Linked DNA regions of Homo sapiens: region 1 is linked to region 2. Evidence: chromatin contacts called from ENCODE Hi-C or POLR2A ChIA-PET data. All regions are on one chromosome and are shown on one strand. Each heading gives the region's core, a stretch centred on a gene start or an enhancer-like site at or near the end of the contact. The rest is flanking DNA. Distances are from core to core; before and after follow the strand shown. Region 1 overlaps DYNC1H1 (dynein cytoplasmic 1 heavy chain 1). Region 2 overlaps PPP2R5C (protein phosphatase 2 regulatory subunit B'gamma).

Evidence for each region. A loop is a pair of places that touch in the nucleus more often than their neighbours do. ChIA-PET counts read pairs that join two places held with the same protein, here RNA polymerase II (POLR2A). Pooled maps may share reads with other maps.
Region 1: a loop to region 2 is called in a pooled map, with 5 times the contacts of the local background. The contact joins two enhancer-like sites. A Hi-C loop is called at or near these places in 6 of 50 pooled maps. POLR2A ChIA-PET finds 5 or more read pairs at or near these places in 3 of 52 experiments (Panc1, activated T-cell and activated naive CD4-positive, alpha-beta T cell).

What each region holds. Positions count from the first base shown.
Region 1 is chr14:102,019,033-102,021,732 of GRCh38, forward strand. It overlaps DYNC1H1 (dynein cytoplasmic 1 heavy chain 1), which reads left to right. Exons shown (of 78, transcript NM_001376.5): 42 at 861-1,024. Among named protein-coding and RNA genes, the nearest start is that of DYNC1H1, 56 kb to the left of the region's middle. Within about 2 kb of position 1,444, at least 3 of the 41 ENCODE cell types and tissues checked have a DNase peak (open chromatin) inside an H3K27ac peak, as active enhancers do.
Region 2 is chr14:101,814,778-101,817,477 of GRCh38, forward strand. The region is part of intron 3 of PPP2R5C (protein phosphatase 2 regulatory subunit B'gamma); the gene reads left to right. Among named protein-coding and RNA genes, the nearest start is that of PPP2R5C, 54 kb to the left of the region's middle. Within about 2 kb of position 1,419, at least 4 of the 41 ENCODE cell types and tissues checked have a DNase peak (open chromatin) inside an H3K27ac peak, as active enhancers do.

The DNA of each region.
Region 1 (2,700 bases), core at 194-2,693, 200 kb after region 2:
TCATCAAAGTCACTTTTCTATGCAGGTGCTAAGACTGCTGACATTTCCATGCTTAATCATTATCCTATGCATGTGTATGTATGTGTATATGATGAAAATAGAGCCATACAGTTTCTAAATGTATATAAAGGCTGCATATCTGCCAGATTGCTCTCAAGATGGTTGGACCAGCTACGCCTCCACCAGCAGCACCCGCTTCCCTGTATTCTGCAACATTTAAAAAATAGTCATTAACAAAAATGTCTTTGCCCATTTGGTGAGAAATGACTCTCGTTGCTATTTGCATTTCTCTGTTGAGCCTCCCATGGAGCCGCTGGCTGCGGGGGATGAGTGGGAGCCGCCAACTGCCCTGCTGTGTCTCCCTCGCTCTTCATGCTTTGGGACAGCTTTCTTGTCATAGGTGGCAGATGCTTTTTCCCAGTATTTAATTTGCTTTTAAGTATTTTCAGAAGGATTTTTTGTAGTTTCATTGTTTAAATATTTAAATCGTTAAATATAATGTATTTCAGCATAAAGTGAGCAGCTTGAATCTAACTTTGTTCTGGACAGTTATTTATCCAATTGTTCCAACATTGTTTACTCATTTGGAGACGGAGTCTCACTCTGTCGCCAAGGCTGGAATGCAGTGGCGCAGTCTCGGCTCACTGCAACCTCCGCCTCCTGGGTTCAAGCGATTCTTCTGCCTCAGCCTCCCTAGTAGCTGGGACTACAGGCACCCACCACCATGTCCAGCTATCTTCTTAAATATTTCAGGGTCTAGGTTCTTTAATGTAAACATGTTTTGCCACATTTTACCTTTTGACCACTTCTCTGTGTCTTAAGATATTTACGTGTACCTTCCATTTTTCTCATTGCCATAGGAGAGATTCACCCAGGATACACAACCTCACTATATCTATTCACCCCGTGAAATGACTAGGTGGGTGAGAGGCATCTTTGAAGCGCTGAGACCTCTGGAGACCCTGCCTGTTGAAGGCCTCATTCGGATTTGGGCACATGAAGCTCTGCGTCTCTTCCAAGATAGGTAAGGGAAGCCGAGGATCCAGTTGGTCCCATTCTCCCCTGCTCTGAGTTCTTACAGCTGTCGAAGCTGGGGTCTTTGCAGGGGTGGTCTGCCTAAGTTAGAGCCAGGTGGTGCCAGTGGTGGAAGGAGCAGAGTCAGCCAGGGCAGCCTCCCGTCTGGACACTGGTCACAGTTGCCCCAGGGTAACAAAGTCACAGTGCGCTGAATGCACCGGCTGGCCCACCACTGTCTGCTTACACAAGGCACTTTCATAAACCTTGTGGCTGTGAACAGGGTACTTTTTTTTTTAAAGATACATCATAGAAGTCAAAAAACGGGGCACTTTAATAAACCTTTTAAACTGTCAGGTGGGACCACAAAAGGTAGCAGCTGCCTGTGATAACCTTACCAGAGCACGGGTTCACTGCTGAGTTAAAAGGTCTCCCAACAACTGCCCAGTGTGCGTGTTCCGTAACCACCACCCCTCTTCCTGTTTCTCAGTCTGTGTTCTCATCAAAGGCTTTGCAGCTGCAGCTCTGGGGCACTGGTTTTCTCTTTTACCTGTTGCCCACTTGGATCAATTCTTGTCTTGTAAGTTTTGAGTTTTTCTAGTTAAGTGACCAATACTTAAGGGAAAAAATTGCTAACGGATGACTGATCGGCATCAACTGTGGAAGGTTTTGTGGTTTGAATTGCAGTAAGATGACTTGGCAGATGGTTCCCTCCAGACTAAGAAATGCTTAAGTGTTTGGCAGCTGTGCCTCTGGACCAGGTGTCATCCTGCAGTTTTTCCTGTCATTACTGTACAAGGAGTCTCAGAATACTGCCTAGTTGTAATCACTGGGTTTCCAACCCGAGTCCTTGGCATTCTTGGGCAACACCGGGTACATTACTGACAGCCACTGTAAGAGATGAGCAGGCAAGGCAGAGTGCAGAGTATGTTGGCTGTGGCAGCCCTGTTTTTATTTCTTATTGGAGTTCTGCTGCTTTTTAAACAGTCTTTTGTTATTGTTGCTATGTCAGCTACCTTCACTCTCCCCTTTTCAATTAAAAAAAAATTGGCTGGGCATAGTGGTTCACATCTATAATCCCAGCACTTTGGAAGGTCGAGGCAGGAGGATCATTGAGCCCAGGAGTTCAAGGCCAGCCTGACCAACATAGTGAGACCCCCATCTCTACAAAAAATAAAAAATTAGCCAGGTGTGGTGACGTGTACCTGTAGTCCCAGCTACTTGGGAGGCTGAGACAGGAAGATCGATTGAGCCTGGGAGGCTGCAGCTACAGTGAGCCATGATCGTGCCACTGCATTCCAGCCTGAGTGACAGAGCAAGACCCTGTCTCCCACAATATAGTTTTCACAGATTTCTAGTACCACAGAGAATTTTGTTTAAATTCAAATGTCGCAACAGCAGTTGTGCTTACAAATTCAGATTGGCTTCAGTAAGTATATACCTGCCTTCACTAGACCCTCACCTGGTAGCCTGCATAGGAGATCTTACAGTCAGCTTCTCAAAAGGTCCTCACACAGCAGCGCAGTCACAGTCTCGCCTGCTTGCCTTGTAGTAAGTCTTACACCTCTAAAACTACACACATCACAGTTCCCATTTCTTTTTTCTTTTTCTTTTTTTTTTTTTTTTTTTTGAGACAAGAGTCTCGCTTTGTCACCCAGGCTAGAGTGCAATGGCATGATCTCAGCT
Region 2 (2,700 bases), core at 169-2,668:
TGGTTCCATATGTCAAATAAAATTGCGAGGTGGTTCTTTTTGGATCCTACAGCACTTTGCCAATTGTGACAAGCTGTTGTGAACACTCATGTACTTCTTCCTCACAGCACTCCTGCCTGGCAGGTGAGCAGGACAATCCTAGTATTTCTCCTCCCCAAGGTCACCCAGCCTAGAGGGTCCAGTCCAGGGCTGTTGGCAGCACCAAGTACGAGGTCCCGAAGCTGCTGCTGGTGGCTGTCCCAGAGGAGAAGCAGCATACGTTGAGTGCCTTCAGTGTGCTAGGTCACAGCTGAAACCCTGTACCTCTGTTCTCTCTCTGAATCTGCCCAACACTGTGAGGCATTATAACCCTCCCCCACTCACTACCGCCCCTGCCTTTTTTGTCCCCCCGGGAGAAAAAAGGGAGCCTCTTGCCCAGGGCCACAGAGAATGTAGTGAAACAAGATTTGAGCCTCAGTCAGTCTGATAGCAAAGCTCATGTTCTTTGCTCTGCAGACATCAGAGTGTTGAGAGATGCTGGTGAAAGCTCCCACCTCATAGGTACTTTTTGATTTTTACTGTTTTCTGTACAGTGGTAATGGATTTGAGTGTCTGGAGTTCAAAACTCATTTCAGGGTTGAATAGGAGTTTGTTAAAGGTTTACATGCGTATGTTCTTGGTGTGCAGGGAGAAAGTTGATAATCTTACCTGCTGTCCCAGTTCACTTACCAAATCTGCCAGCTAGTAACTGTTGACTTACCTCCTCCACAAAATCAGGAGTATCCCGAGGACAGTCCTGTTGAACTTGTTCTCTGGTGACACTGAGCATTATTCCTAGAGTAGAGGCATCAGTTAGTGTCAGTGGATTAAAAATTAAAAGTTATCTCTGAGTGATCACTCAGGAAATAGCTATCTACTATATTTCTTTTTTGAGTTGGAGTCTCGCTTTGTCACCCAGGCTGGGGTGCAGTGGCGTGATCTCGGCTCACTGCAACCTCTGCCTCCCAGGTTCAAGCGATTCTCCTGCGTCAGCCTCCCGAGTAGCTGGGATTACAGGTGCATGCCACCACGCCCGGCTATTTTTTGTATTTTTAGTATAGACAGGGTTTCACCGTGATGGCCAGGCTGCTCTCGAACTCCTGACCTCAAGTGATCCGCCCGCCTTGGCCTCCCAAAGTACTGGGATTGTAGGCATGAGCCACCACACCCGGCCTATCTGATGTATTTCTTAGCTAAATACCTCATCAGTGGAATGAGAAGCTCATGAGAAGCTGTACTTTATTTTTCTTTCAATCCTCTATACGCTGTAGTTAACGTATTTCAATGAAAAACATATAGGAGATGGCTTTTGCTGCAAGGCAAAAACCTGCTGAGCAGACGTTATACCCAAGTGCAAGAGTAAGACTACCAAAAAGGTGACAGACTTTACACAAGGCGGCTGGTTGAAAGAGCGACACAGGTGCCCACTCCACTCTAGGCCTTGCTCAGGCGCTGTTTCCGCTCCCTGTCACACTGGAAATAGGACCGCCAAGTGGTCTAAACGTGGGATAAATCATTTCTCTCACTCACATCTTGGAAAGACGCTGGCTAAAATGCATGGGGGAAACCAGTACTCCCACAGCAGGTAGAAGTCTGGCTTTATTTGAGGCCCTTGAATTACACATAAATCAAAAACTCTTCTAGTTTAAAAAAGAAAAAAGACTAAAGAGATATAACAGGTACCGTGAGTGAATCTAGATCAGATCCTTGTTCTAAAAAGTGTGAAATCAAACCTATTAGAGACATTTTGAAGGCAGCTGGAGAAAGTGGAGTGCAGAATGATGTTGGATGTGTGGAATTACTGCGAACTTTCTAGGTGTAAAAAGGTGTCCAACTTTTGTAAGGGACTTTTCTTATTCTTAGGGAATGCAGAATGAAGTATTAATAAGTGAAGGATCGTGATCTCTGCAACTTTAAATGGTAAAGAGAAAAGTGGGTAAAAAGCAAATATGTCAAAGCATGAACAGTTGTTGAATCTAGCTGAGGGGATATACAATATACAATTATTCATTGAAATTCTATGGAGATTTTAACTTTTTCATAATGTTTGAGAGAAATAAATATATATATTTATTTATATATATATTATATATATATTATATAAATATATATATAATATATATATTTATATAATATATATAATATAAAAATATTATATATGTATATATATTTTTTTTTTTTGAGATGGAGTCTTGCTCTGTTGCCAGGCTGGAGTGCAGTGGAGCAATCTCAGCTCACTGCAGCCTCCGCCTCCTGGGTTCAAGCAATTCCACTGCCTCAGCCTCTCAAGTAGCTGGGACTACAGGCACCCACCGCCACAACCAGCTAATATTTTGTATTTTAATAGAGATAGGGTTTCACCATGTTGACCAGGATTGTCTCGATCTCCTGACCTCGTGTTCCACCCGCCTCGGCCTCCCAAAGTGCTGGGATTACAGGCGTGAGCCACTGCCCCAGGATGAGAAATATATTTTTAAAAAATAAGGCTGTTTCGCTCTCTTATCATTTCAATATTCTCTGGTGAAGGAAATATCTTTAAAAAGGGTCTGCTTTGGAAAAAATGTACAAAGAAAATGTAATAACTTAGCTACTGTTTCCTAAGCCATGAGCAGTGGCCTTTCATATTTGAGTCTTTGCCAGCCAGTGTTGGTCCTCTGGTTGTAACTCACAGTAGCTGCACAG